Linked DNA regions of Homo sapiens: region 1 is linked to region 2. The links are chromatin loops, found by intact Hi-C in ENCODE. Cell type or tissue: PC-3. All regions are shown on one strand. Each heading gives the region's core, and the rest is flanking DNA. Links, peaks and the distances in the headings are about the cores only. Region 1 overlaps PHLDB2 (pleckstrin homology like domain family B member 2). Region 2 overlaps LOC105374040 (a long non-coding RNA gene).

Region 1 (15,932 bases), core at 5,286-9,285, 160 kb before region 2:
CCATCTTCGTAGTTGTCCCCGCACCCTGCAGTGTCCCACTGAGGGACACGCTACGCAACGGAACCGAGGCTGCGCATGCGCTTCAGGCTGGAAGGCGGAACTTGCTAAAGAGCTCCCCGCAAGATTTTCAGCTTGCGAAGAGCGCACATGCGCAGAGCGTCGTGGCTCTTTCGTTTAGACTGTTGGTTCTACTAGTAGCGGGGTTTGGCTTGGGGCCTTTAAGATGTTTTGAGTGGCGTCGGGAGGCTGCCCTATCAGCGGGCTGATAGATACTACAGAGCTGGAAGCTCAGAAAGGAACCCTATCCAACGGTCCTAGATGGGAAACGTCTCCTGTCGAGGACACCAGGCTTGCTGCATCACCTGCAATCCCGCCGACCGCGTGACAGTTTTAACCTGTACTGGAAATGCTCCCAAGATCTGACATTAATCTCGCCTGTATAACCTGGAATGGTATCGGACATTCCCCGCTCTAGATCTATATGCCTGATTAACGAAATACTGAATTATCTTGGCCCCCTCCTCGTGCTATATGCGAAAATAAATTTCAGTAAAAAAAGATTTCAACGGAAGAATACAACTGAGAGGATTAAATAAATTTTAGGAGAATATTATATAATCCGGGGACAGAAGGGACTTTCTTAACCAAGATTTCAAAACCCCAACATCATAAATAAAAAATATATTTGTATACGAATTTAAACTTTTTGAATGGCAAAAGACACCTCAAGTTAAGAGCTTAGAAAAATGGATTTTGTAGCATAGATACATTAATACTTCTACTCAGCCTGCTCCTATAAATAAGAAATATAATTCAAATAAAATTGGCCAACAGCTATAAATAGGCAGCCCATATAAGGAAACATGATGCTCAAACTCACTAAATGAAAAACTGGAATTAAAAAAATAATGCCTTTTTCCCCCCATTCAGTTGGCAAAAAAGAAAAATAATTGGCAAGGATGCTAGACACTAGCACTTATGTATGATTGCTAGGAAGGTGAATTACTAAAATTTGTTGTGAAGTAATATGGCCACATCTATTACAATTTTAAAATATGCATCCATTCCAGTGCCTTTTAACGCAGTGGCACCAATTTGTGATTATCCTATAGAAAAACAACACTAGTTCTTAAGACTGCATATTATCTACTACACCGTTTTTAGAGGCAAAGAGAAGGAAAAAAATGGGAATGGCTAACAATAGAAAAATAGTTGAATAAATTGTAGTACAAGGGTTTCCGGACTCCAGCTCTAAATACCTTTCAAACTAATTCCTGGGGGCCTCAAGCATCAACCATGGAGTTTTACGTAGTAGTTTCCTATTTAAAAGTTATGGTGGCTTGTGTAATACTTTGAGTATATATAAGATAGTAAAGTAACTTTTATTATCCTGGTTATAAATTTGGGGGGCAGTAATTGGTACCAGAATTAAAGGCAAAGTTTGGATATAGTGAATCCAGCATGTCTTTGGAGTCGTGAGAACCTGGACTGTTGGAACAGTCTGGAACAGTTAGATAAATAAAGACTGAATAGATCTCTTTCTTGAGAGGTGGGATGCCTCTCTCTACTAAGGACATATAGTTAAGGACAGCAACTTGATTTCAGGACATACTCCAAAAGATGCTGAGCTATGTTGCCCGTTCTCCATTAGACCTGTTGTAGACTCTAAGGGACTAAATCACTAAGGTGATGCCTGATGCATGTCATTTCATCATCCCTTATATTTCTTTTTTGGGTTTTTGTGTGTGTGTGTGTGTATGTTTTAGACTGAGTCTCGCTCTTGTCACCCAGCCTGGAGTGCAATGGGGCGATCTCAGCTCACTGCAACCTCCACCTCCTGGGTTCAAGCGATTCTCCTGCTTCAGCCTCCTGAATAGCTGGGATTACAGGCACCGACCACCATGCCTGGTTAATTTTTGTATTTTTAGTAGAGATGGGGTTTCACCATGTTGGCCAGGCTGGTCTCGAACTCCTGACTGCAGGTGATCCACCCCCCTTGGCTTCCCAAAGTGCTGGAATTACAGGTGTGAGCCACCGCACCTGGCCCATCCCTTATATCTTAACAAACACTTCTCTCTGCATGTTTTGGATAATTGCAAATATTCTCAATCACTTCTCTCCCTTTTCTTCCCCTTTATTTTTGCAAGTCTTCTTGCATTTTACTTGCAGTAAGATGAAAAATCTGACTGGTCATAGTGGGAAAATCACTGCACAGAAAAGCAGAGAAACCCATGGATTGTTTTCTGTATTCACTCTTGTTGTCTAACAAATTAGAAAAAATTATGGCCAGTAGCAAGTACAGATGCTTTTACGGACAGTGATGAGCTTGAAGTAGACAAATTTGTTTCCACTCTGGGTACCTATTGTCAATGTTGACTTCATCAATATATAAAGGGGGCAAAGGGACATACTGCTGAGGGAAGCTTCTCTCTCTGAAATCTGCTGCCTTAGTTCAGGGGGACAAATGAGATGCCCCACCAAATAAAGCTTTATATCACATTTACATGATTTTTTTTTCGTGTAAGATAAGGATAAGTAAACACACTCCTTGCAATCCCCAGCAATAAATGTATCTGTGTAAACAGACAACAATATGATGTCAGAGTTTTTCAGGGTTCATTTCATTTTGTAAGCAATAGGATGTAACCAGAGATACTTCTATTGGAATACTTCAGTTTATACACTACAAATCATAATGTTAGCACACAACAAACTTTACATAGTTTCTACAACTGTCATTTGCGATTAATTCATCCTCCATCATACTACAGATAGGTAACTTCAAAATAAGAGATGAGTTTATTTTCAAATGTGAAATCATGTCAACATTTTAATCCAAACTCAATATATTTAACACACATATTTAAGAGGCTTACTACATCATGCAATTGGATTAGAACACCTTTACAATCCTATGAAGAGAGTACAGTGCAGAAAAGTCATATCTTTACATTAACCAACAAAATCTTAGCAATTATATTTTAGTCTTACATCACTACAGGGTTTAAAAGTGATCGCTGCAAAATCAGATTTTAAAAATATCTTCCACAATCATGATTTTTGTCCTTCACTGTTCAAGTAAAATCTTGTGTCATCCAGTTGCAAAATCTTATTATTGATAACACGTATACGTGTATACAAACCACACTGCAAATTAACAAAAGAATTGTACCCAGTCAGGCTGACAAAGTTTAATAAAGGGACACTTCTAATCTAATCATTTCATCTTGTAAGTAATATTGTTATTCTCTACATCTATTCATTTGCCATGTTTTAGGAAAGAGCACATTCATACTTTCAAACATGCAAAACATGATAAACTAGAATAAATGGCACTTGAAAAACCATTATAAAAGAGACTTGCCTGAAGTCGTTTCATTTGACAAAAATTAACTAAAAAAAAGGCTAATTGTAAAAAATAAAATAAAATAATACATTATAGAGAATATTAAGTTGAACTTCATTTGCCGTTTTATAGAACTACACCACTTCTGCAAATAAGTATGTTAATTGGTCTGTTCTTTGGTGAAAACAGAGCTATGATTTCATAGTTATGTTGAGGGAGCAGTTAGCAGGTGTGCTCCACAACAAAAAGAAATCAGACAATCTAAAGGACATTGGCTACTGGTTGCCTTTATTCTCAGCACCAGGAATGGAGAAATCTTCAGCAAAACAAGCTCCTAACACCAGATATTCTCTTTATTTAAAATTGTTCAACATGACAGAATGCCTGTTGCGTAACCTGGCTTTTTTTTCTAAAACACACAGCTTTTTGCTCTTTCTTCTTTTACAAAAAGTGGTTTACTACATATATATATACATATATAGTAGCTTACACCAGTGGTGACACTGCAAAGTCAATTTCCTGGGCATTTGATGGCATCAAAATACCATTTTGAAATATACAGAACAATACGAAATGCAGTTCATCACTTGCAGTTACTACTGTTCCACAGAAGTCAGGTCAGCTCTTTGGTTTTGGTGCAGTACTTAAAAAATTAAGGCAAAACTCCTCCTAAAATGTATTTCCCTCCAAGCCCTTATTTGCTTATGTTTACAAAATAACTGTCAACAAAATGCTACCTTTTTTAAAAAAAGCCAGTTGATTACCAATAATGTCAATGCCAGTGATTTGGGTGATAAAGTTATTCTGTATTTCCAAGTACATACAGATATTCTGTAACCTGTTTAGTTTATTTCACCAAATCCGACAACTGATTAAAAACAGTTTATTAGAAATGTTCCTATAAGTGATCCAATTTATCAAAATAGTGTTTTCTTTCTCATGGAAGCTTCAATTATTTTGCTATTTATTATGAAGGTTTGTATTAAAACCCCTTCTTTATTTTTTACAAATAACTTGTCTTGATATGAAAGGAGTTCTGAGTGTTTACAGCTCAAGGGATGGATCTGTTGGGTTTTCTCATCTGGGGTTGAATATGGCTTCATTCTTGTAAGAGATTATTGCCGTCTGCCCTGAAGTGGACTGTTGCCTCAGTTCACTACAACAAGAAGTGAGTGTAACCTTCTGCCCCCGTAACTATAACATCCATCCAGATCCGCATGGCTTCTGGCGATGGGGCTACCATATAATAGATTCTGTCATGAGTCTTGACGCTAAAGGTGAGTAACGGATTAGGACTCTAAAATTCAAAAAAGGAAAAAGAATGTAAAATAAACATCTTAAAATACAACATTAAATAACACAGACATGTGATGACTTCTTCAAAATTTTCAATTTATTAAATTTACAAAGGCGTTACTTTTGCTCTACTATAACTCACACACCTGTCCCAGAGCCTTTTTCAGGATTGACCATTTTTCTGAACAGGAAATCTCAGACAGAACTCATAAATTATTTCAGCAGCTAGTTTGTAAAGCTCTAGCAGGGTACCTAGCTGAGAGTAGGAGTTTAATAAATAGTAGCTGTTATTCTTAGCCCTACTAGGACTTGCTCACGATCCCCCTCTTAACTATATGGTAGCTTCTTTTTAGAACCCTGGCAGAGTCGTTTCGCAGGGTTTCCCAAACCATTATGTCCAGAATATTTCCTCAATTTGCTATGATATTTTTTTTCCTCAAAGAGAACGGCCATCCCACTTACTTCATGTTTACTTTTCCAGCACCATTCTGATCATATCTATCTGTTACATCAGAACATCAATTTCAAACTTCTTAGACTCCAAAAATATTTTTCCCTTCTTAATTATGCATTCAAATTGTAGGAATTTAGAAAACTGATGTTTACCTTATTAGCATTCTTGAGGTGATCATAATAGACTTCTTCAATGGCTTGAAAGTATATTACTCCTTTCAATTTAGTTTCATGCTTGTCTGCAAAGACAGATAAGTGTTAAATACTTTATCGCCACTGAGGAACAGAAAAAATAATAATTTTATTACAATTATAATCATTAAAATATTTACAAAGTATTTAATTTATCTAAGATTAATTCAGAGAACTTGGGCTAGTGCATGAGGCCCCTTCTATCTATACTGGAAAAATAAAAAAAGAAAAGCCATAAAATTACTAGCTGCAAACCGAAGAACGAGATGACTTTGCCTAAGGCTCTCCAGCAGATTAGCAGTCAAAAGATAACCCAACATACTGACTTTCAGGTTAGCATGGAAAGTGTAAACTCTAACAGCACCAATACAAATGATTTCTCCACATTTTCCAAGACCGTCTTTGTAATGAAAATATTAATATGTAGATCTGTTGTAATAAAATTTTTACAAAGTGTTTTTTGACTTGTTATTTAAAATAATTTTCTACCCATATTTATTTCCTATCAAATTTCTTATTCAGGGTGCGTGATTTTTCCCCCGTTTTCAACAGAGCTACAAGCAAATAATTTATTGTCCTTTCAATGCAACAATTTCCAAACTGTTTTCAAAGATTTCATCACATTTACCATAAAAACAAAGCAAAACAAAAACAACCAAAACATGACTCAAACATATAGCACCACTCTGTGATCTACTAAGTTCTTGAAATATTTTGTAACTTAAACTCTGCAAGGATCACAGTGCGTGTCAGCATATTAAAGAATTTTAAAAGCATGAATGAGGAGGCAGGGAAAGAGACTCTATCATACCCTAGTAGTGGAAGTGCAAATAAGACAGCCTCTTTTGGAAGACAGTAGGTAAAACAAACACAATTAAAAACACAAAAATCCTCTTACTAAGCAATTCCACTTACTGTATAAGATCTCGTGTGTGTGCAAATAAATGTACATGGATTTGTGTTTGTTGTGGCACAAGGTTGCAAAAGATCTGCTTGAGCTTTAATAGGAGACTGATTCAATTATAGACCAGTCATACAATGAAATCTACAAAGTTACTGAAATGATGGAGGTAGATCTGTATCTGCTCCTAAGGAAAAAACCCTTGAAATACTATTATATGAAATAGGGTACGAATAGAATGAATAATTTAGTCCCAAATGTATAAGAGGAAAAAAGAAAATATATACATACTGAAACATATATAGAAGTGAATAGAGAAAATATGAAATATTTAAGGCTTAAAAACGAGAGATCAGAACTTTTGTAATGATAAAGAGACTTACTTTCATCATACAAATTTTTGTTATATTTTGAATTTTTTACTAGGTGAATGTCCCTTTTTAACTACAAAAAGCTAGTCTAAAAAATAATGGCCCTGAAAAGTTCAGCAGAGAGTAAAACTATTTAATTGCATTTAATCCAGAATATCCTAACCTATTTGCCCATTGACGATATTTTTTTCTTTGTTTTTCCTCTTCCTTGTGAAACACTGTTTTAACTGATACCATGTTCAGTTAAGTTTCAGTCAGTTTCTGCGAAAGACAAGGTCAATGTATCTCTCAAACATTTGCTGGAAATGATATTGCAGTAATTCATGAGAATACAATAATACTTTGTTTTCTGAAAGCAAATGTAAAATAAAATCTGGAGATAAAAGCAAATCTTGCCAGTGTTTCAAGCAAGCAGAAGGAAACTTTGGTTTGCAGGGCACTTCATATATGAGAAAGAACTCTGAAAAATATAAGCCTCACAGCCACATTATGAGCGAAGAGAAGCAATGATGCTATTGTAAATTGATGAGATAACGCTGCACATTCTGTCTCTCTCAGTATTATGCCATCAATTTGCAGACATATTTTCTAGGCCTCGGTTTTCTTTAGAGACTCTCCTAAAGATCCCAGTTAATATGCAGGAGGCCAAGGACAAAGGCCAGGGCCATGAATAACACAGAGTCCTGGGACTTTGCCACTCAGTGTTCACATTTGCAGCTCCTTCACAAGTACACGGCCATTTCCCTCACTGACAGACAGAAGGGACATGACTCCTGTAGGGTTAAGTACAGCGTAAATTGCGATCTGGATGACTGCCTGCGGACTGGTCTATTCCTGTGCTTGTTGTGTATGAGAAGCAGGGGTGGGGGTAGGAGTGGACAAAGCTGATAGGTGATGGCCGTAAACAGAACCGAACGAGCAGCGTTTGTCCAACTAGGTCTCACCAGCCAGTTATATCATAAATACATATTAAAAAGCAAATGAAATGTAATTTTTGTCTGTTTTTTTAAATTAGGGTTCTGGGTAATTTTTCATATACCAAGAAGGTTTTGGTATTTTTTTAAAATTGAAATCAGTCACCAGAAGTTTTGGTTTGCAAAGACACATTTACATGGGTCTGAAGCTTGGAGCTTAGGTTTGAAGCAGTTGGCCAGGTCATGAAACCACTCACCTGGCCGATAGATGAGAGAATGAAATAAGGCTCACAGAGAACAGGAGCACAGAAGAAGAGTGAAGCAGTTTTGTGTGAAGTTCTTTAAAGTTGTATTTTTGGAAAATTCTGGGTGAGGTTTTCTGAAGACAATACCACATCATACAGTTTTGTTTATGCAGTGTGCAGACATCAAATTGTATTAACTGAAGAAAGCTGCTCTGGATGTTTATAAAACTCAATGACAAAAAGCCTTAGAGAGGCAAAGCAGGGGACCTAGGACCGGCAGGCCATCGGCTTCAGGCCACTAATTTCTCCAGTAACTGGAACCTCACCCAAAGAGCTCCTCGGTGAAAGGCAGGCATTCCCCTACCAGCTCCTCACCCATTTTCTGGGGCTCCTGAGCCACTCTTTCCTTTCTTCCACAGGCTGCTTGGTTTCTCACACTTCTCCTTATAAACATAACCTGACCTCACTGGATTGATTAAATGACTAGACTGTTATTTATATTTTATTGCATCGATACATTTTACTATTCCTGGTGATGCTCATAAATACTGACAGTCACCCCAAAACAGGGTTTTTTTCATAATATCTGGTATGACACCACTCTTTTTTAGCAGCTGCAAAGAAAGTAGAGCTATACTTGTACTAAAAATAGACATGTTTCGTATGTGATCCAAGAGGAAATAAGAGGTTCTTAATAAGTATGCCAGTTACACTAATATTCCTGCACTTATATAAGATTTGGTAGGGTATGTTTCTTGTCAGCCAACATTTAAGAATCCAAAAATATTTCAGTCACTTAATAAATAGTACTGATCACTAGTTTACCAATGAGCTTTACTCTCTGTGCTTAAAAGATCATTCTAGTTTATGAACTATAGTTGAATGATTTTCAGCTACGGCTGCCTAATTGTGTGTGACTTAAATGGGACGTATGACAATCAATCAATCACAAACCTCTCCCCACCCCCTTTTTTTTCTGGTGTGGTGGTTTGAAAGGCAATATTTTTTCTGATCCCACCCTATAATGATAGTATTTCTAGTATGATATTGTGATGTTTCATAAAATACAGTGAACATAAACAATTTGTTACCTAAATAAAGAATGGATTAAAACAGAAAAACAAATAAAAGGAAATATTTTGATCTAAAGAATAAATTTTACTTAATATTTATTGGGACCTGAGTTTACTTCAGAAGTAACATAGACCACTTCCCACTTTTTAAAGTAACATATAAAGTTTATTATTTCTAGAAAGGAAATTCATATCATATGGACTATATAATCTAAATATAAAATAATGTACACCTACAAATCTAATATTGCCATTAATTCTGTTATGTATCAACCTACCTATTTACACTGAATTTCAATTGCCTTTGCTCTTTAACAGGGGGTTCTTGATTTGAGTATATGGCTTAAATTGTTTTTATCACCCACCTGCATAATAAGAGAATGTTCGCTTGTTCCGATCAAAAACAAACCAACGTTTTTTCCACGTTTTAATTTTCCCACCCATTTTGATGAGGAATCCTCGGCAGGTCTTCTCTGTGATTGATACATGGTAACAGGTGTCAATATTGTGGCCAGCAGTCTCTACATGGCTCCGCAAATCAAAGTCTTCCTTCCGGACAGGCAGGTAGCGTGTCAAAGGACGAGCCTGGAAAAGTGCAAAACCCATTGCATCTATAGCTAATTATTTGTTTTGTTTTAGGTCACAGATGTTTAGAAGCAGAAATTAACTGTAAAACCTAAGCTTTAAAATGCCTATATGATTAAAAGAGCTTAAGATAAACAAAGCACTTATGATTTGGAGTCTAAAAAGTGGATAGTATTTTCAGAAAGATGCTGTAATATGTAGGGGAGAGGCAGATAAACTCAGGACAATTTATTCTATTCCTTAAGATGGGCAGTTGAGAAAATGAAAAATGGTCATTTATCTTAGTTTAAAAGATGTACTTTGCTCTTGTAATGAAGCATGAAGTTTTCTGGGCTGCTCCTTGCAGATGAGGACTGCTCCACTGTTAAGTTTCCAGAAGTTGTCCCTGCCACAGCTTAACAATCATTCTCAAGTAATCTCAAGCATGACATGATTGATTGAACACTATTTAGTAAGTACGGCCCCCACAGGATCCCACAAAGCTGTACTTGTCAGTTTACATATATTCCGATAGAAATTGAAGGCAGAGATTTATATTTTGAAAAGTAAAGCTAACATAAAGACAGAAGTGGAATCAAAACTGGACCTAATGTAATGAACTGTCCAGGACCAGATGCCAAAGGGATGTATTTAGATGTCTTTTATGTTACTGATGGCTGGTATGAAAGCCCGTCCAATCTAGGAAGCATATATCACCATGGGTGATAGTTCTAAAATGGTGTCTTATTTTATGCTGTTAAATAACCCCACCTCTTTGCCTCGGGGAAATGACCTAATTATATACTTGGAGGCAACACTTATAATCAGGATTAAAATAGAATTGTGCTTTTTGGTTTGGCTTCAGATAGTAAACACGCATGGATGACTTTCACTGCAAGTCAAAATTTGGCAGAGCGTTGGGCATGATGAAATAAAATAAACAAATTTTACTTTCTACTTTTCCTTCAATACTTAACGTTTGATTATGTGGTACTTTGGTTGTAACAGATGCTGCAGGCTTACTGATACCTCAAAGCATACAAAGTCTTAAAGATAGTCTCTAACTGCTATACTATCAAATGGCCAGCAACCACAAAGAATAAAAGTAATGGTATCTTTTGCCTTTGAGTCTAGTGAATCTTGATAAAATAGAGTTCAGCTTTAAATTACATAGTACTTAACAAAACTTTATGTTAGTTGCTCAGAAAACATATTATGTAAGCAGCTATAGTGACAAGAACAGAGATTCAAATTCTATGATGACCAAGATAAGACATTAAATAAAATGTGTGGTTTCTCCAAACTTTGCTTGAATACAACAAGCTTGTGCACAGGTGTTGAGGACTACTGTAGCAAAGGGAACACATGTGACAATACAGTGCTCAGAAAAAAGACAAAACACTACCACCATGACAAAGACACTGGACTTGGTGAAAAATTACACTGCTCTAGACTGTTTGCTTGTAAAAGATGGCTTAGTAGGACCTCTTCCATTCCCCAAGCAAAGGTTTCAGTTCAAATGTTGTATTTGTTTTCAGCAGCAAATCCAGGTGCATTTTTAAAAGCTGCTCAAAAAAGATTCTCTTTTTAAAATGTACTCCAAGGAATGGGTGGAAGAAAAAGTGCTGCTCCTGGCAAAACGTTCCATGCATGACTAAAGAAAAGTGTCATTTGGTTGGTGGTTCCCTAAGAGTTTTGAAATGAACTCACATTTTTTTTTTTTTTTTTTTTTTTTGCACAGGAATGCACACTCTTCTCTTAACCCTTACATGTCAAGTGCTAATGCTCAGTGCCCAGGAAAGCATCCTCAGACACAGAACAGCTGTCTTCTAGGAACTGCCACCAGGGGGCAACCTGCCCATATGCATTCAGATTGACCGACCAACCTGTGCCCTTTGTCTCTCCCTTATTTTTACTTCCTTTTCTATTAACTTCTGCCTCTGGCTAGTTTCTTCCTGTAATCGTTTTTCCAGGATTTCCCGGCGTCGTTTTTCTTCTTCCAGGGCTCGTTTTTTGGCTTCCATTTCCCGTTCCTAAACATTATGCATAACAATGATTATTTTAAAACATACTGGTTATACTTGAATGGTTCCAATCAATATAAAAAAGACAATTCTTACTAGACAAATCTTGGTTTGTAGACTAGTCTCTTATAATACATAACCTACAAGAAAACAACTCATAACCATGCCTGGTATAGCTTCCAAAATCATCATCTGCAGAAATGCAACCACTAAATTTAATTAACAATTAAATTGTGGTCTTCAGTGAAAATCCAGCTTGTTAATATATTCAGTCATTTCATCATTTCATATCAACCAGCAACTCTCCCATTTTAAATAAAAAGCCTCACAAACTGTACTTTAGCACTTATCACGTGATTTAGCCTGTCTTTTGACTACTGTCTTCTAACTGAAGGCCATGGTCCCTCTAATTCCTGTTGTTGCTCTGTAGTTTCCTGGCTGAAGGTCACAGAGGAAGCACGTGGGGAAGTTAGAAAAGGAAAGGAGGTGCCCTTCAGGGCAGGATGCAAAGGCATTTTGGGGGATTCCTAAGGAAGTCAGATTCTGACTTGAAATACAGTCATAAAAACGTGGGATTTTAAATATTAAAATAGTGCAGTTAGCACAAGCTGGGAAGGAAGAAATAATGCATAAAGACATGACATTCCTCCCTGCTCCTTGGCAGGAACACAAAACAGCCATCAAAAGACAAAAAACAAAAACAAAAAACAAAAAAAAAACACACACAAAAAAACACAAAGTGTTCATTTCGGTCTATGTCAATACTATATATATATTTCAAGTTATGGAAAATCCACTGCAGTAGAGAGCCTTAGAAATCATCTAACACCTTTATTTTTCAGATAAGAAAATGAGACTGAGAAAGGTTGAGTGATTTATTCCAGGAACACACGGCTCCTTAAGGAGGAGTATTGTCTGATGCCAAGCGCAGGGCTCCTGCACCACGGTATCACAGACCTCCGGCATGAAAATATGAAGCTTACCCTGGATTCGAGCAGCCGCGTCTTTTCTGCATGAGCCTGCTTCAAAAGTCTCTCCATTTCTTCTATTCTAGCAATATTTGAAGTGCTGGCACTGAATGAAACACCAAAGCCTTTTGAGAATATTGGTTTAGACTGAGAAGTCTCTCTAATACATACACACACACACACACACACACCCCAGACACACACACACACACACACATGGGGTCAAGGGAGGTGCATAACAAAATCCAAGCATATATAATTTAAAGAATGTTACTTACGAGTCATTGGACCGAAGAGGCAAATCAATTCAACTCTGAGAATTGTAGGTGACACTGACTTACCTCAGTTTAGAAGACAAAATATAGGCAAGCAAAATAATGCTAATGCTTTACTCATAGGTAAATAAACCAAAACCAAATCTTACAAAGTGTGACTTCTAAATGCTTCCTCCAAAGTCTAAAAATAATGACCCATGAGAGTCCTTCCCATTAGTTTAATGACTTAAAGATATCAGACCAACAAGACTATCACCAACGTTCTATATAAATGACACCTAATGTTTGGAGTCACTTTATTCAGTTGTGGAATATGTATTATGAGCTACTTTTTGTTGTCCCTTTATATGTGTGGACACTTTATTTATTAAATCATGATGCCAATTAAAACATGACTTCTCCTATAGGTGCAATGGATGGATAGTGGCCAGTTTTGTGAAGAGTACCCCCTCATGATACCAATGAGAAAACTGTATAAAGAGATTTAAGAGCTTCAAAAGAAATGATGGAAAAGACATCACTCAAGTGAAAGATGAAACCAAAGGGAGTGAAAGGTGCAAGAACAGTCAGGGTAACTAACAGACAAAGTGAAAACTTGAAAATGTTTAACACAAAACAGGAAATTTTATTTTCCACCGCTTACATTCTATTTGACTGTTCTGGAAAAGAGAGACTATAACCTAGGTCAAAACTTATTTACTTTGCTGTTTCAGCTATGGAAACCATATGCTATTTGTAATGCATGTGTACTTTTGTACTCATTTAAGTACCTGCCTTCTTTACTAGACTCTCTTGAGGACATACAGACAGACTTTCGTGCCTGTATCCCTGTAGCATAGAACCTGGCATAGAGTAGGGATACATGTTTGTTAGACACATTCATATAAAAATAAATTCATTAAAAATTCATATAAAAATGAAGAATCAGAGACCTCTTGGTTATAGATACTTATTAATATAGTATTCTCAAATTATATTTTTGTAAATCAAACCTAGGATGGTTTAAATCTAGGGCTAAGAGTTCTGTTGAAGAGAACACAGGGCATACAGTTTATTCTATAATCAGTACTGACAGCCCCATTACAAAACACATCCATTAAGGAGTGAACTGTCTTAGGAATACCGGATCCTTATAAGCTTAACAATTAGGCTGCACTTTGCAGAGTAACCTTGAACCACTTTTTAGCCAGGTGTTTTCTCCCACATGAAAGAGAAGAACATGGCAGTATCTTCTCATTATTTCCATTAGCCAGTGAGGAGATACAAAAGAGTAAGTTCTGTTCTCTTCAGCTAGCAAGAATCCAAGGGAAAGAAATCTTTTAATTTTTGTACAGGAATTCTTATTCTCCTTCATTGTGAATACCTGACTTCATGGGTGGAAAGGGATAAACTTCATTGCCCCAACTGAGAAAGCCAAAGACAGGCATGCAGGACGTATAAGGGCATAAAATTATATTTATATTCTATAGTGTAGTTTGTGACATCAAATATGTATGTTTTATATCTCTCATTAATTTGAAAATAATTTGAATTTCACTAAGTTTCAGGTCTTGAAAACTCACCAGTTAGTCAAAACAAACTCACCAATAGCCTAATCCCCATTTATCCCTTTTTTTCATATAGTCAATGTTTATTTAGATTTCACTGTTTACCATTTTCTTTGCTTACATGTCTTCCCTCCTGCCCCCACCATGAGATTTATTGAGCATACATATACTTGACAAATTAAATTTGCATATATTTATGGTATATAACATGATGTTTTGATGTATGCATACATTGTGCAATGATTACTACAATCAAGCTAATTAACGTGGCTCACGCCTGTAATCCCAGCACTTTGGGAGGCCAAGTTGGGTGGATTACCTGAGGTCAGGAGTTCAAGACCAGCCTGGCCAACATGGTGAAACCCCTTCTCTACTAAAAAAAAAAAAAAATTAGCCAGGTGTAGTGGTGGGTACCTGTAATCTCAGTTACTCATGAGGCTGAGACGAGAGAATTGCTTGAACCTGCAAGACAGAGGTTGCAGTGAGCTGAAATTGCACCATTGCACACCAGCCTGGGCAACACAGTGAGACTCTGTCTCAAAAATAATAATAATAATACCAACACATTTATCACCTCATGTAGTTACCTTTTGTGTGTGTGTGTGTGTGTGGTGAGACACATTTGTCCCTTAATTCTATGATAGCACTATTGCAGGATGGTAATTCCTGACAAGTAGTTACGTGTGGCCATGATCATTTTCCACAGTTGCTTTACACAAAACTGACTCTGTGGTGCTGGCAACTGCAGATAACTAATCCCCATGGTCAGAAACTACTAATAGTATTTAATGTCATTGTCTTATGAGATCTTCTGAATGTCAAAAAATTGGAGCCAAAGTAGAAGATGCCTGTAAAAGGTGGAGTGCAAAGGGGAGAGAAAAACAGGCATTTCTCTTCTGTACTACCATCAACTTTAAAACAAAATTTATGATACTCTAAGATAAGCTCTTACCCATTATTATGATGGAAAATAAGTGATAAACATCAGGGAAGCAGGTAATGAGGAACCAATGTTTGGAATGTGTATTTTGATAAAGCATCCTTAATTGGAAATTTTTTGAACATTGGTAGAAAGAAGAGTAAAAAACTAAAAAATCTTTTCTGCTTAAGATTTGTTTTTAACTTATGTACTAAAATATTCCCAAATTATAAGCCTATTAATGAGGTAATTCCATGCTGAAATTCTAGTCACACAAACTTGGTCTCGTGGTTTATTATGTCACAAAAAAATATTTGTAGGATGATAGGATTACTCAGAGTTGTGGGTACATTTGCCCTTCACTTTTTGTTGAGACATCACTTTATGACTACCAGAAAGTTACATGAGTCAGACAATGTTTTTGCTCTTTCAATATCATTATTTACAGTGTAGACAAACATAATGCTCAGAAAATAGGTCTTGGGTCACAGAAAACAGACAATTGAGAGTTAATTCTGCATACAATCTCCATTCTGCTAAAATTATTAAACTGGCTTATAGAAGAGTATTCTGAATACTACCTACACAGATACTTATTATTACTATTATCATTATTAACTTACTAAGCCCTGACTTTGTGCCTATCCTTTGAGAAAATGTTAAGAACCAGTACAGTCAAAGGCACAGAGATGGGAGAGTTCTTCATCCTCTCAATCATTAAGCTCTGTGAGGTTTATCGGGAGAATGAACGGGAGTTGGGCTGGACCTAGAGTGCCAGGTTCCGGGATCTGACAGTAGGTAGTGGGACATCAAAACTTTAGAAAAGGAGGAGCACCATGGCCAG
Region 2 (15,932 bases), core at 7,963-11,962:
TTAAATACATGGCTTCTAAGAGGATTCCACTTCCTTCATCTCAAACAAGGTCTATCATCTCTCCATTTCCAAGGCCACTACATTTCTCTTTGATACTTTACTAAATAGTAACACATGCAGACACACACACACACACACACACACACACACACCAGTTTTTTAAAAAATTTCTTTTTAAGCAAGACTGGCTTCTCAAAACCTATCCCTATGAGTCAGCTTACATTTAATAGAAACTATAACCTTATATCAAAGGCCTTTTTTCACAAGAGATCAATCTCAGAGATGAACATTAGTGAACAAAAATGAGAAAAGCATAAACGAATAAAATAAGGCACCATAGCTCATCAAAGAACAAATAAAGGCCAAATGAGCTACAAATGTTAGCTTGTCTTGTACTTATTAATTTCAATAATATATTAATATTACCAGCCTATCTTCTCCCACAAGAGACATATTGCCAGTAAAGTAAACAAAACTCACTTTCATTTCTGCTCAGTCTGATTTGATGCTTATAACTCAGTCAGCTAAACTGTGGTATTATTAGTGTGTTTACAGAATCTGAGAAGTCATGGTCTCCAGCACTCTAGATATTCTGAGCCTATTTTCATACGCTGGGCTATGTCTACCTGGGGAACCACGGTCCTAAGTACAATTGGCTATGAGATAAGAGTTTGGAAAGGTCTAACAAAATGCTAGAAAATATGGGAAAATAATTTTGGTTAAGGGATACAAGTTGTTCTTGTGCCTTAATTTGAAAAGTAAAGAATAAAAAGATGGTAGTGTAAAGGATTTAAAGGTGACATCCTCAGAAAGTGACCTTTCTAATGATTTTCTTCTATTACTAAGAAATGATAAAGACCAGCACTGTGCCAATCCTATTCTTTCTCCTTTATACCTTTAAGTCAGCTGGTATGGATCCTCATTCACGTCTTATATGCAAGAAACATTAAATAAACTTCTCTTCTTGTGCATAAAGCAACATAAGATGTTGCTGTGGTTTGGATACTGTTTGTTTATTCCCACCAAAGCTCATGTTGAAATTTGATCCCCAGAGTTGCAGTATTGGGAGGTGGGGCATAGTGAGAGGTGTTTGGCTAGTGGGTGGATCCCTCATGAATAGCTCGGTGCTGTTCTTCTGGTAATCGCTTGTATTAGTCCGTTTTCACATTGCTGATAAAGACATGCCTGAGACTGGGTAATTTACAAAAGAAATAGGTTTATTGGACTTACAGTTCCACATGGCTGGGGAGGCCTCACAATCATGGTGGAAGGTGAAAGACAAGGAGGAGCATGTCATGTCTTGCATGGATGGTGTCAGGCAAAAAGAGAGCTTGTGCAGGGAAACTCCCACTTTTGAAACTATTAGATCTTGTGAGACTCATTCATTATCATGAGAACACTGCAGGAAAGACTCACCCCCATAATTCAATCACCTCCCACTGGGTTGTTCCCACAACATGTGGAAATTGTGGGAGTTACAATTCAAGATGAGATTTTGGTGGGGACACAGCCAAGTCATATCATTCCACTGTTGGCCCCTCTCAAATCTCATGTCCTCACATTTCAAAACCAATCATGCATTCCCAACAGTCCCCCAAAGTCTTAACTCATTTCAGCATTAACTCAAAAGTTCACAGTCCGACATCTAATCTGAGACAAGGCAAGTCCCTTCTGCCTATGAGCCTGTAAATTCAAAAGCAAGTTAATTACTTCCTAGATATAATGGGGAGTACAGGCATCAGGTAAATACAGCCATTCCAAATGGGAGAAATTTGCCAAAACAAAGGGCTCCAGGCCCCATGCAAGACCAAAATCCAGTGGGGCAGTCAAATCTTAAAGCTCCAAAATAATCTCCTTTCACTCTATGTCTTACATCCAGGTCACGCTGATGCAAGAGGTAGGTTCCCATAGTCTTGGGAAGCTCTGCCCCTATGGCTTTGCAGGGTACAGCCTCCCTCCCAGCTCCCTTTACGGGCTGTCATTGAGTGTCTGTGGCTTTTCCAGGTGAACAGTTCAAGCTGTCAGTGGATCTACCATTCTGGGGTCTGCAGGATGGTAGCCCTCTTCTCACAGCTCCACTAGGCAGTGCCTCAGTAGGGACTCTGTGTAGGGGCTCTGACCCCAAATTTCCCTTCTGCACTGCCCTAGTGGAGGTTCTCCATGAGGGCCCCACCCTGGCAGCAAACTTCTGCATGGGCATCCAAGTGTTTTCATACATCTTCTGAAATCTAGGGGGAAGTTCTAAAGCCTCAATTCTTGATTTCTGTTCACTCGCAGGCTCAACACCATGTGGAAGCTGCTAAGGCTTGGGGCTTACACCCTCTGAAGCCATGGCCCAAGCTCTATGTTGGCTCCTTTCAGGCACATATGGAGCAGCTGGGCACCAAGTCCCTAGGCTGCATACAGCATGGGACCCTGGGCCCAACCCACAAAACTGCTTTTTCCTCCTAGGCCTCCAGGAAGCTGTTGTAAAGACCTCGACATGCCCTGGAGACATTGTCCCCATTGTCTTGGGGATTATTTGACTCCTCATTAATTATGTACATTTCTGCAGCCAGCTTGAATTTCTCCTCAGCAAATGGGATTTTCTTTTCTATAGTGTTGTCAGGCTGCAAATTTTCTGAACTTTTATGCTCTGCTTCCCTTATAAAACTGAATGCCTCTAACAGCACCCAAGTCACCCCTTGAATGCTTTGCTGCTTAGAAATTTCTTCGGCCAGATACCCTAAATAATCTCTCTCAAGTTGAAAGTTCCACAAATCTCTAGGGAAGGTGCAAAATGTCACCAGCCTCTTTGCTAAAACAAAGCAAGAATCATCTTTGCTCTAGTTTCCAACAAATTCCTCATCTTCATCTGAGACCACCTCAGCCTGGACTTTATTATCCATATCATTATCAGCACTTTGTCAAAGTCATTCAGTAAGTCTCTAGGGAGTTCCAAACTTTCCCACATTTTCCTGTCTTATTCTGAGCCCTCCAAACTGTTCCACTTCTGCCTGTTACCCAATTCCAAACTCACTTCCATATTTCTGGGTATCTTCTCAGCAGTGCCCCACTCTACTGGTACCAATATACTGTATTAGTCCATTTTCATGCTGCTGACAAAGACATACCTGAGACTGGGCAATTTACCAAAGAAAGTGGTTTATTGGACTTACAGTTCCACATGGATGGGGAGGCCTCACAATCATGGTGGAAGGTGAAAGGCAAGGAGGAGCACGTCATATCTTACATGGATGGCAGCAGGCAAAGAGAGAGCTTGTGCATAGAAACTCCCATTTTTAAAACCACCAGCTCTCGTGAGACTCATTCACTATCACAAGAACAGCGCAGGAAACACCCGCACCCATAATTCAATCACCTCCCACCAGGTTCCTCCCACACTACGTGGGAACTGTGGAAGTTATAATTCAAGATGAGATTTGGGTGGGGACACAGCCAAACCATATTATCACTTTTGTAAGACTGGACTAGTTCTCTCAAAAATGGATTTGTTTCTGAGAGAGTGGGTTGTTATAAAGCCAGGATGTTCCTCGGGTTTCCCTCTCTTTGTGCTTGTAAGCTCCCCATTTTGCTTTCTGCCATGAGGACAGCCTGAAGCCCTCACCAGATGCAAATGCCCAGTCTCAAATTTTCCAGCCACTAGAATCATAAGCCAACCCCCACCTCTCTGCTTTTTTTTTTTTTTTAAATAAATACTTCATTTCAGGTATTCTGTTAATAACACTACATGAACCATGCAGACATCTATGTAGAAAACTTAACATCATGGGGTACAATAAGAAAATCTGTTTTCCAATCTTATTTTAAGAACTGCTCATATATAAAGGAGAGTTTATTAAGTATTAACTTACATGATCACAAAGTCTCACAATAGGCTGTCTTCAAGTTCAGGAGCAAGGAGAGCCAGTCCGAGTCCCAAAACTGAAGAACCTGGAGTCTGATGTTCAAGAGCAGCAAGCAACCAGCATGGGAGAAAGATGTAGGCTGGGAGGCTGTTAGTCTTTCTTTTTCACATTTTTTTTTCCTGCTTATATTCTAGCTGCACTGGCAGCTGATTAGATTGTGCCCACCCAGATCAAGGGTGGGTCTGCCTTCCCTAGCCTGACTCAAATGTTAATCTCTTTTGGCAACACCCTCACAGACACACCCAAGATCAGTACTTTGTATCCTTCAATCCACTCAGTATTAACTATCACAGTGGTGTATCCCACGTTTTGGAATACACTGTTTTGGACCATGTCCTTACAGCTCAGCTGCAATTGGGTATTTGAAGGAGACTTATGTTCACCTCTACCTGGCACACTGTGGGAGTTGAATTAAGATCTCCCTCTTAGCAAATATTGAGCATTTTGAACAAATGACATAGAATAAAAAGAAGCCCCTTAAGTGGATGAAGAGCACAGCAACCACATATCTTGGGTTGTTTGAAACAGGCCTTCTTTAGTGCCCCTTTTCACTCACAAAAGCATCCCCAGTTTTTTGATAAAACTATGTGTTTGCTCTAATTAAGTGGCCTAAATATCACACAATGAATTGTATGCATCCAAATACATTACTTCTTCACTCAGCTCAAGAACTGGTGGCAAAGAAGAGAAAGTCTGAACCAGATTGCAGCCTTAAATATACTTTGTAGTTTTTCCAATTGGTTTATAATTATTAGCAATTTTTGGCACTCTTCCATTTTCCTTTCCTTTTAGTCATTTTTCCACTAAGAATTCCAAAGATTTGTATAATTTTGAATGTTGTGTAACACGCTGTTTTAGACTTTCAGTTATAACATTTACTATTACATTTATTCTGATAGGAGGGAAAATTTGTCATAAAAGCCCAAAGGCTGGTAGGTTTGCTTTAGCCTTAAGCCACAAAAATTTCACCTGTCAATTATTTTACATGTTAAGGATTAACTAAAGACCAAAAGAGGGGGAAACTAAATATACTAAAAATATCCTTTCCCTTTTAAAAAAAATATCTAAGCCTCCAAAATATATTGTACATGGATTTATTTATTTATTTATTTTAATGGACAAATAAAAATGTCATATGTAGTATACAAAAGTACAATACATTGTTATTAACTATAGTAATCACATTATACAACAGCTCTCTTGAACTTGTTTCCCCAAGCTGAAACTTTGTATCCTTTTACTAACATCTGCCCAACTCCTCCTACAGTTTTTTTATACTTGAATGGGAAGTGTCCATTCAGCTGGAGTCTTTTAAGTTAAACATGCTACAAACTACCATTATGTGCTAAAGCACTCTGCTAGATTTTGATTATTGAAGCCTTGGTCTCTTCTTTAGCGGAGCTTCTAGTCTGAGAAAGGATAGCTATTAAATACCAGTCACAAAGCAATGTGATAATGCTATGGGGGAAGCATCCTGCCAATGTTTGTAATGTTTTCCCCACACTTCCTTTCTAGGACCACATGACCTCACCCCTGGATTTTGGCTGTAAAAGCTTGATTGTTATGTCTCCACTCTCTCTACCCTTTTGAAACAAGAGTTAAAAATAAACAGAAAATGTAAAAAATTAATTTGTCTGGCTCCAAGCTATATTCATTAACTTTCTCTGCAGAAAGTCAAAGGCTAGTGGTATTTGATGAAGCTCCAATCTGAGTTCTCTCAGGGAAAAAATCTTAATGAAGCTGCTTTGAACAGTTGGGATAAAACCAGGCAGCAAAGGGACTGTCCTAGGATGATCATACTAAGCAAACTCATCCTAAGCCTGGAGATGGTCTCATAGTGTAGAAGAAGCCAGCTGAAAATCTCCCAATGAGGTCATTAATTCCTCCTCATTCACTGATTCCTTCCAAAGTTGAGAAACTCCATGAAAACATTCAGTTACCTGGTCCTTCCATTGGATCATCACATAAACTTATGTTTCATTTGCTAATTCAGACATCATATGTTTATACTGTCCTCTCCATTTCCCCTTGCAGAGTACTGTTCTTACAAAGTGTTAGCTTTTGTGTTCACTGTAACTTTTCATAGAGTCACAATTCACACACAGCATTCCTGCCTTCAAGGAAACTGTCTTAAACTCCATTTGTATCAACTGAAAACAAATGGTGATCACAGAAAGATGGCCTGGATATATGGATGATGTTCTAAATGACTGGGAACATCCTAGAAAAAGAAATAGTCTGTAAAACAAAAATCTGTCTGCCTGAAATATATTAATGGCCTTGGAAATGGAATCAGAGATAAGAGACAGCAGAGAAGCCCCTTTTCTTTAATCTAAATACTGGAATTCAGGTTCTGAGATTTCACAGAGACGGGGTTGATAGCAGGGCCAGAAGAAAGAGAGCAGATGTTGATGAAGGAACATTCCAAGCAATTTTCTCTCACCTTGGGGCAATGTTTTGAACATGCACAGTTAAGGTGGAAAGCAGCTTATATAGGATGAAGGTCACAAAAATGAATATAGTTTAGACATCATGATTTCATCTCTTTCTCTCTCCTGGACTTTATCATAATGGCATCATCCAGTGTGCTTAGAGTGAGCAAAAGATGTTTGTTTTTAATAATTCTTTGGCAGATAGGTCAGGAATGTAGGCCTAATATCCTGCTTTGCTTATATGAACCTTAAAAACAGAATTATAGTATCTGAAAGACAGAAAGAGTTTAAAGATCATCATTTCATTTTTTCGTGTGTGTGTATGTGTGTGTGTAGTGAGGAATCTATTGATTACCTGTATCACAATCAATAGGGTGCCAGTAAATAATTAAGATTCCTGAATCTTGTCACAGAGCAAGTGAATCAAAATTTTTGTGGGGCCTACAGGTTAAAAACCTGCATATTATTAATAATAAATAAACTGCCTAACGATTTCTTTTGTACATTAAAGCTTGACACTCACTGGCCTAATCTACCCTTTAATTTGCCAGTGAGAAAACTGGGCCATTTCTTCACCAAGACTAATTGGTAGCAAAATATGCATAATGCAAGAGTTCTCCTGACCACAGTAGAATACATTTTTTAAAATGATTTCATGAAGAGACTTGGACTCTCCTATAGCAATGATTACTTTCTGTTTCATGCAAACACCAAGTCCTGAAAGGTTCCTTAATGGGATAAAGCTTCTAGTTTTGTAGGTACTTGGTTTTATTAGTTAAATGCTAAATGGAGTACATTTTTATAGGAGGCTTTAACTGTAAGACCAGTTACTTAAATCCTCCTGAGAAATATCCTGATGACTCAGGATGAGACATCCCCTGGTCTCTTCTTGCATCCAAAGTCCTTTTTGGCTCTGCTTACAGATTATCCTGTTTAATAGCAAAGATGTTTCCCTGAGGGGGTTCATGGAGCATGTATCTGGGCCATTTACCTAGGATGACAGCTCTTTGAAATCTCTTCTGTATCCTCTTGCAGAGCTAGTTTAGTGCAGATACAACTGTACATCCCTACACAGATCAAACACATTTCCCAAACTTACTGTCCAGTGTATTTATTTATTATATTATATACTGAGGATCTTTGTAAAATTTATTTTGGACAAAGGATTCCGTTGTCAAAAATAAGGCATTTGGAAGACATATTTTTAAAAATGTGTTGCTTTGAAGAGTAACACTGATTTCTACATTTAGGGATAGTCTGTGTGGGTTGCTATATCATTGCTATGGACGGAATAGCGTCCTTGGAAAATTTATATGTTGAAGCCCTAACCCTCAATATGACTGTATTTAAAGAGAACTTTTAGGAGGTAATTAAGGTTAAATGAGGTCATAAGAATGGGGTCCTAATCTGATAGGATTAGTGGTCTTAAAAGGAGACGACAGACAGAGCCCTCTCTTCACATACATGCACCAAGGAAAGATCATGTGAGCACACAACAAAGTGGGGGCTGTCTGCAAGCCAGGAAGAGGGCTCCCACCGGAAATTGAGCATGCTGGCACCCTGAGCTTGAACTTTCCAGCTTCCAGAATTGTGAGAAATAAACTTCTGTTGTTTAAGCCGCCCAGTCTATAGTATTTGTTATGGCAGCCTGAGGAGATTAAGATAGTCATGCAGAGTAGGCCTAGTTTCAGAAATGGACATGAAAACACACGGTAATATGGTCCCAGATAGGCCCCTTCCTGGAACACATATTTCCTATCTCAGGTGCTCTCAGGTTGTGGTTAGTGTGTATGGCCTCTGTGTGTGTCACCTTGCATTTGGCTTAATAGCCTCTAGCTTCTTTCAGATAGCTCCATGGCAGTGTTAGAGTGATGCCCTACTGGTGTTTCCTTAGGATTGTTAACCATAACATGATGCACTAACGCTCTTAAACCAGCCTGGACAACATAATGAGAGCTCATCTCCACAAAAAAGTTTTAAAAAATTACCTGGGTGCAGTGATGCATGCCTGTAGTCCCAGCTACTTGGGAGGCTGAGGAGGGAGAATTCCTAACTATAGGTTGTACAACAGAACTCTAGAACGTCTTCATCTTGCATAACTGAAATTTGTTACTCTATTATATGCTTGAGGTGTATCTAAACTCTTGAGTTTGCATACTCTTTTATTACATCATGACTATTGTCTTCAAACCTTTACAAGTGACTGGGCTGATAAACTTAATTTAAAGTGACTCTTACTTCAGGTAAGTTATTTCATTGATTCATATTTCTTCCAAACTTAGCACCACCACAAATCAGAGCTTCTTGATGATAGGTAAATCTGCCAGGCTTTGCCTTAGCAACAAAGAAAAGCAAACTTACTAAAGATATTTCAGGGTCAAAGACCTGATATACAGTGATAAGTTGGCATTAGATAAAAAGAATCCATTTTAAGAACTGAGGGAGCTAATAAGTATGTGGGTGTTTGTGGAGAAAAGAAGAGGAAATCAGGCTTGTGAGGCTGGGCAGTGGCCCACTGCTGGACTTCAGATAGACTTTTCAGATTACTGACATGCCATAGAACCACAGGCTTGGAGACAGCATTCTCATAAGGGAAGAGGTTGAGCATAAGGTCACCCAAAGGCAGAAGAAAATATTTATTTTACTATTTAGAGTTGTTTTCCTTTCTTTAAACAAACTCTCCATCAATTCCACAGCAAGAGCTTTCTTCTGGCACATCTGGTTTATGTGAATACATTAGTGAGTTTCCCAGGAAGCCGCAGCATCACACAAAGGCCCATGATCATTTCACCAGGTAATGATTAATGTCATGTTACAGTTTCACAATATCATAATTGAATAATCAATTAACTAAGGTTTTGTGAGTACTATGTGTGAAGAACAATAATTTATTTATGTGACTATTCCTCCTCGATGACAGCAGTCAGTTCCTTCTGGAAAGTATAGATTAAGCCATTGCATTTCTTGGTAAATAAATATACTAGTCAAAGACCAAGATATTATTTATGTGTATGTACTAATGACTTTAACAGAGATATAAACCCTTATTTTAGGAATTGTTTAGTACTAGTAGTAGAGTTCTAAATGGATGCTATATAAAGAATTTGCTCTTTATTATATTAGTTATGAGAATTACAACCAGTGAATCATAGTAACTGGAAAATACCTTAGGGTTATAAAAGGAAATCCATTAATTGTACAAATTAAATATTTGAAGACCAAAGAGGGCAGGAGACTTATCCAGGCCTCCTGAGTCTTTAGAGTTTTTAATTAGAGCACCAGTCCATGCAGATTGTATTTGTCTTCTTGAAGCTGTGACTCATGAGATATACATGTATTGCTTAAGAATACATGTTTACTCTTTCTGCACTACCTGAGTGACAGGATCATCCATGTCCCAGACCCCAGCACCACGCAGTATACCCATGTAACAAACCTGCATGTGTACCCTCTGAATCCAAAATAAAAGATGAAAAAAAAAAAAACCCAGAATATATGTTTAAACACCCAGCTCTGACCGAGGACTCAAAAGAAAAGTGGCAGCACAGGATGTGGAGGTGAAGGGCAACCTCCTTTTTCCGAGCAGACATAGCTAATGTCATTCATGCAAAGCCCTTATGTTTGATTGCACAAACATACAACACCATGTAGAAAAATAAGAAAAGATCATCTGTGGATAGAACATCTGGGTGGGTACAGCTAGTCTCTGTGGTTTGTCTCTTTCTAAGATGTCAGAGTGGCATACTCTAAAGACAGTTCACCCCACAATTTTGAACACATTCCCTAAGACCCAGAGAATCAAACTGTTAATGCTGCTGTGAGTTCTTTACAATGGTTTTACATTAATATTGCCAGGAGAAACTTTAAAATCACCAATGCCCCAGCCCCTTTCCAGACCGATGAAATCAGAATTTCTGGGCTGGGTCCCAGGCATTGGTAATTTTTAACACTCCCCAGGTGACTCTAATGTGCAGCCAGGCCTGAGAACTATTGAGTCACTCATAAAATTAGGCAAAAAAAAAAAAAAAAAACACCCAGCTTATTTATAAAATGGTCCTCTTATCAAAGAAATAAAGCAATGTTCAGTTAACTACATTTAGCAAATAATTCCCAATTTAGCTGGCACTGTCTTAAATCTGTGAGATTCATTCTCCTCCTCTTCCTATTCCTCTTCCTTCTCCTTATTCTCTTCTCCTTCTCCTTCTTCTTCTCCTTTTTTGAGACAGGGTCTCACTCTGTCGCCCAGGCTGTAGTGCAGTGGGTCCATCATAGCTCACTGCAGCCTTGAATTCCTAGGCTTGAGCAATCCTTCAGCCTCAGCTTCCTGAGTAGTCAGGACTACAAGTGGGACTACAGGACTACAGGCGTGTAAATTAAAAAAATCACGCGCCTGGCTATTTTTTTTAAATTTTTATTTTTTTGTAGAGATGGGGTCTTCCTATGTGGCCCAGGCCTCCTGGGCAAACTCCTGGCCCCAAGCAATCCTCCCAACTTGGCTTCCCAGAGTTGCTGGGATTACAGGTGTGTGCCACTATGCCTGGCAGGGATTCATGCTTCTTTTGAGATTTAAATAAGTCAATGTTTAAACCCTAATCTTCAGTTTCCAACATTTATGACTTTCCCTCTTTATGTTCTTTGTCTCAAGATGAACATTTGTACTTTAAGTGATTTTCTAGTCAGCAATTATCATTTATTAAATTCCTAATGTTTGCCTGTCTCTATGTTTGGTACTCTGTACACTTAATTTATTCCTCACAACAGAGCTATGCATTAGACATTATTATCCTCATTGTATATAAGGGAAAATTGAATCTCAGATAAGTTGAGTTGGATGGCTAGAAATAGCCATTCTGATCCCCTAAACCAGGTTTATTTTTTTCCTATTCTAGTATCCTGTATCTAGTATACTGTATCCTGACAATAGCATGGTGTCACAGCTAAGTCCTGGACTGAGAATCGGCAAATGTGTGCTCTGGACCTGCAACTAATGTCTCTTACAAGTCCCATAACTAGAACTTCTTCATCTTAAGAAAACAAAAAGGGGCTGGGCATGGTGGCTTATGCTTGTAATCCCAGCACTTTAGGAGGCCAAGGCAGGAAGGGTGCTTGAGCCTAGGAAGAAGTTCAAGACCAGCCTGGACAACACAGTGAAACCCCATTTCAAAAAAAAAGTTATTAAAAAAAAAAAGAAGGGCTAGGTGCAGTGGCTCATGCCTGTAATCCCAGCACTCTGGGAGGCCGAGGCAGGCGGATCACCTGAGGTCAGGAGTTCAAGACCAGCCTGGCCAGTGTGGTGAAACCCTGTCTCTACTAAAAATACAAAAATTAGCCAGGTGTGCTGGCTCGTGCCTATAGTCCCAGTTACTTGAGAGGCTGAAGGCACGAGAATTGCTTGAACCCGGGAAGCAGAGGTTGCAGTGAGCCAAGATTGAGCCACTGCACTCCAGCCTGGGTGACAGAGTGAGACTCCGTCTCAAAAAAAAGAAAAAAAAAAGAAGAAAAAAAAAGAAAAGATTCAAGAAGGCAAGAAAGAAGCCAGTCACAGAAGACTACATTTTGTATTATATAAAATTCCATTTATATGAAATTTCTAGAAAAGGCAAAACTATAGAGACAGAGAATTGGTTCGGTGGTTGGCTGGGGTGGGAGAGGGGATTGACTGCCACAGGTGTGAGGGAACTTTCTGGTGTGATGGGTATGTTTTAAACTGGACTGTGGTGCTGGTTGCATAATCATATATAGTCATCAAAAATTCTATAATTGTACACTTACAATGGGAGAATTTTATGATATGCAAATTATTCCTCAATAAGGCTGTTAAAAATGGTACTGGGACTTGCACTAGAAGATGACTGCTATAATGATTCTAGAGATACTAACTCTTTATGGCATTTTCACAGCAGATAACTTGAATTGTTGAATCTTTAACAACATTTTGACCTGTTTTTTTATGTACCCATTTAAGTATCCAATTGATAACTCTTGACCAATTCTCTGTCTCTATTGTTTTGCCTTTTCTAGAAATTTCATATAAATGGAATTTTATATAATACAAAATGTAGTCTTCTGTGACTGGCTTCTTTCTTGACTTCTTGTATCTTTTCTTTTTTCTTCTTCTTTTTTTTTTTTTTGCATACATCTATGCAACCACCATCACAATCAAGATATAAACATTTCCATCATCCCAAAATTTCCCTGTGTCCTTCCCAGTCAACACTCCCACTCACCACCCCTGGCCCCAGGCACCACTGACCTGCTTTCTGTCACTATAGATTAGATTTGTCTTTACTAGCATTCCATAAAAATGGAATCAGACAGTATGTATACTTTTGTGTCTGGCTTCTTTCACTAAGCTTGCTGTTTATGAGACCCATCCATGTTGTTGCATTTATCCAGTAATTTTTTTTCTTTTTTTTTGAGACGGAGTGTTGCTCTGTCGCCCAGGCTGGAGTGCAGCGGCGCAATCTCGGCTCACTGCAAGCTCCGCCTCCCAGGTTCGTGCCATTCTCCTGCCTCAGCCTCCCGAGTAGCTGGGACTACAGGCATGCGCCACCATGCCCAGCTAATTTTTTTGTATTTTTAGTAAAGACGGGGTTTCACCATGTTAGCCAGGATGGTCTCGAGCTCCTGACCTCGTGATCTGCCCGCCTCAGCCTCCCAAAGTGCTGGGATTACAGGCTTGAGCCACAGCGCCCGGCCCCAGTAATTTTTTTTATTGTTGAGTAGTATTAGCTTGTATGGATATATCATAATTTGTTCTTGGCTATAATGAACAAAGCTGCTATAAACATTTATGTACAAGTCTTTTGTGGACTTATGTTTCATCTCTCTTGGGTAAATTCCTATATCTAGGAGTAGACTTGTTGGGTAACAAGGCACACGTATGTTTAACGTGTTAAGAAATTGTCAAACTGTTCTCCAAAGTGACTGAGGTTGACACTTTCAAATTCTACATTCTTGCTAGCAGTGTATAAGACTTCTGGTTGCTCCACATCCTCCCCAGCACCTAGTATTGTTCTATTATTTTATTTTTCACATGAATAACTTTTTATTTTACCAAAAACTTGATATTGTTCTATTGTTATTTATGTCAATATTTTATTTCTCAGTGAAATTTATTACATAATTTTGAAGTTTTTCTCAAAATAAGAAGTGGCCCACTTTTTAGAAGCCCTGTGTGCAAATTAATTCTTACTGTTCAGCATCACAGTTATTTAAAAAGTCAAATAAACACTGCAGTTTAGCAAAGTTTTCCCCCCAAAATTTCAATGGTAAGTATTAGCTGTAATTTTAAATAAGAAATGAAAGTTTAATTGGGCAAAATCTGGACATCCACATGGAGTAAAGTAGAAACCTATTAGTCAAGTGATGTGGGACTAATTTTTTGAGGTTTAGCTCCATTATTACTGTACTTATGCTGCAGATAGTATATCTTATACTCTGCGTAGAAAACAATACATCAGTAGGTTGGGGCCTAGCATCATCATTTACTTTTTTGCATCTGAGGCTTCTTTCTTTATTTCTAACAGGTTGACCTGAACATCATTGGCTAAACATAGGAAATCAAGAAATTGTTAAAACTTCGCCAAAGTTTTCTACCTCTAATAGTTAAGAGATGATGAAGGGAAGACTCTGTTCTTCAGAAGAATTCAATAATGTCTTCTTTCACAGGCTTTAAAAGATTATCTCTTCAAAGATTCTTCTAACTTTTTGTTTGTTTATAGACCATGTGTTCTCAATAGGAACAATATTGTCCACCAAAGGGTGAAAATTGGTTCTTGGGGGGTTTAACATTTTCTTACTATTTTAATGTATAAAGCACAGATATACCTATATACAGTTCACAAACAACATAATGGTGTCTCTGTGGCATTAAATCTCATGGAGGAGAGGACGATCAGAAAAAATGTCTAAAAAGGCTTCTTTAGGGATGTGATACTGAACAAAAGTTTAGAAACTGAATTAGAGGACAGGAAAGGCACATAAAGAGTTTAAAGGGACTAATCAAACAGGACGTTTTCAACTGATTACATGAATTTGGTCTGAGACTGATTCCTCAGAATGCCCCCCACTCTCAAGATACCATTTCACCTGAAGTCATTAGCTTTGGAATAGAAAGGAACAAATCTACGCTTTGTTAAGAAATATTTGTAAATTGGAAATTTTCATTCTTTATCTCACTTTGTTTTAAAGCAACATCAGAGAAAAAAATTGTTATATCCATTTTTTATAGCTGAGGGAAGTAACGCTCAATGAGGTTAACACTTTCAAATTCTACAAAGAATACACAGTTTCTGAGTGTAATTAGTGAATGTAAGAACCTGAGTTTGTTTGATTTCAAAGCCCATGATTTCCTCCCACTCATGTGCTAGCCAGGGATTGCTGGTGGGTGAGATGGTGTTCCATTCTACTATCCTGAGTTCACTGAAAATTGACTCAAATGCCTGAGTCAGGAATTGATGTGTTCTCACAGCTCGAATTCTGGGAAGACTAGTGGTGGGGGTGGGGCTGTCACTAAGATGTCCAGGAGTTCTGCACGGGGTGGTGGGGGCACATTCTCCCGGGAAGTTTCAACTGGACTGGAGTTTACAGGAATCCAAGAGCTTTGGCTAGAACAGAACCAATCTCAGGATTGCAGAGAACCCTGTTAGTAGCAACCTTACATTCCATTCCATATTTGTCAGTGAGGGAGAGGCACTCTGATCCCCATCAGAAATTTGAAGAACCACATAAGTTTTGGCTAGCTGCCTGTTCCCTCTGCTTCACAGCTTAACGATGAAACTTTTGTTTGCTGTGTTCTTCCATCCTCTGCTCCCAAGTAGCAGATGCCAACCAAGGAATGACTGCTGATTTCAAAATTAGAGAGATGGCCATATAGACTATGAACATATAGATCATTTCTGCTTTTTCTTTTGTTTCTAGAGATTAGTATAAAACTTTTTGTACAACATCCCCTATACTCATTAAATCTGTGACATCCTTGTTGCTACCTGATATCATATATCTGCTTTATTTTATATTTCTGCTTTTCCTTTTCCAGTGACAGGTTGCCATTTTAAAGATGATTAATTATCTATCATTTGGGAGCAGGACCATAACCTTTAACTTTTCCTGACAGGACAAAAAACATGTGTTCACACCACCCACCCTTATTGATTCTCATGGTAAGGAAGAAGAGAGGATCATAAACTAGAAGTGAAAAAATGGAAGTTTTAGTGCTTTTTCTTTAAAAGAGAGAGAATGCATGATGCTTGCCTCACTCTGCTGTAACGAATGTAAGTTAAAACTAAAATACAGTTTAGAAAACTTTCACATATTACTCACAAGAACAAGCTATGAGTGTTGTTATTTTACTATTTGCTAAATGTATAGTACTAATGTCTCTTCTAAGGGACAAATATCAAGCATTTCACAAGAGGTTACACGTCATCTTGCTCTATGCTAGCATGGAAATAAATGAGAGTTGGGAAAACAGGAAATAAATATTCTAAGTTATCAGGGAATGCTGCCAAGGCATCATAGGAGTGTCATTAGTTATTTTGGTTTCTCAACCAAGACCTGAGATACAAGGCTAGTGGGTGGTGTCTAGGAC

Evidence for each region. A loop is a pair of places that touch in the nucleus more often than their neighbours do. Peaks named below come from ENCODE experiments on the same cell type or tissue, not always from the same donor. Only the 100,000 strongest peaks of a DNase experiment are listed, where the experiment ranks them.
Region 1: it touches region 2 in a loop (24-fold over the local background); 3 of 110 quality-filtered maps call a loop at or near these places.

What each region holds. Positions count from the first base shown.
Region 1 is chr3:111,963,134-111,979,065 of GRCh38, reverse strand. It overlaps PHLDB2 (pleckstrin homology like domain family B member 2), which reads right to left. Exons shown (of 18, transcript NM_001134438.2): 14 at 12,363-12,453; 15 at 11,242-11,388; 16 at 9,157-9,376; 17 at 5,249-5,334; 18 at 2,549-4,643. The coding sequence ends at 4,503. It overlaps ABHD10 (abhydrolase domain containing 10, depalmitoylase), which reads right to left and starts at 40. Exons shown (of 5, transcript NM_018394.4): 1 at 1-40. The coding sequence starts at 4. RefSeq lists an enhancer at 1-398. In PC-3, for the core only: no CTCF peak of the experiment used is centred there; no DNase peak of the experiment used is centred there.
Region 2 is chr3:111,802,386-111,818,317 of GRCh38, reverse strand. LOC105374040 (a long non-coding RNA gene) reads left to right here. Exons shown (of 4, transcript XR_924333.4): 3 at 9,037-9,134; 4 at 13,870-15,932. It also overlaps a transcript of PHLDB2 not described here. Among named protein-coding and RNA genes, the nearest start is that of PHLDB2, 49 kb to the left of the region's middle. In PC-3, for the core only: no CTCF peak of the experiment used is centred there; a DNase peak (open chromatin) is centred at 9,667; H3K27ac peaks cover 1,524 bases.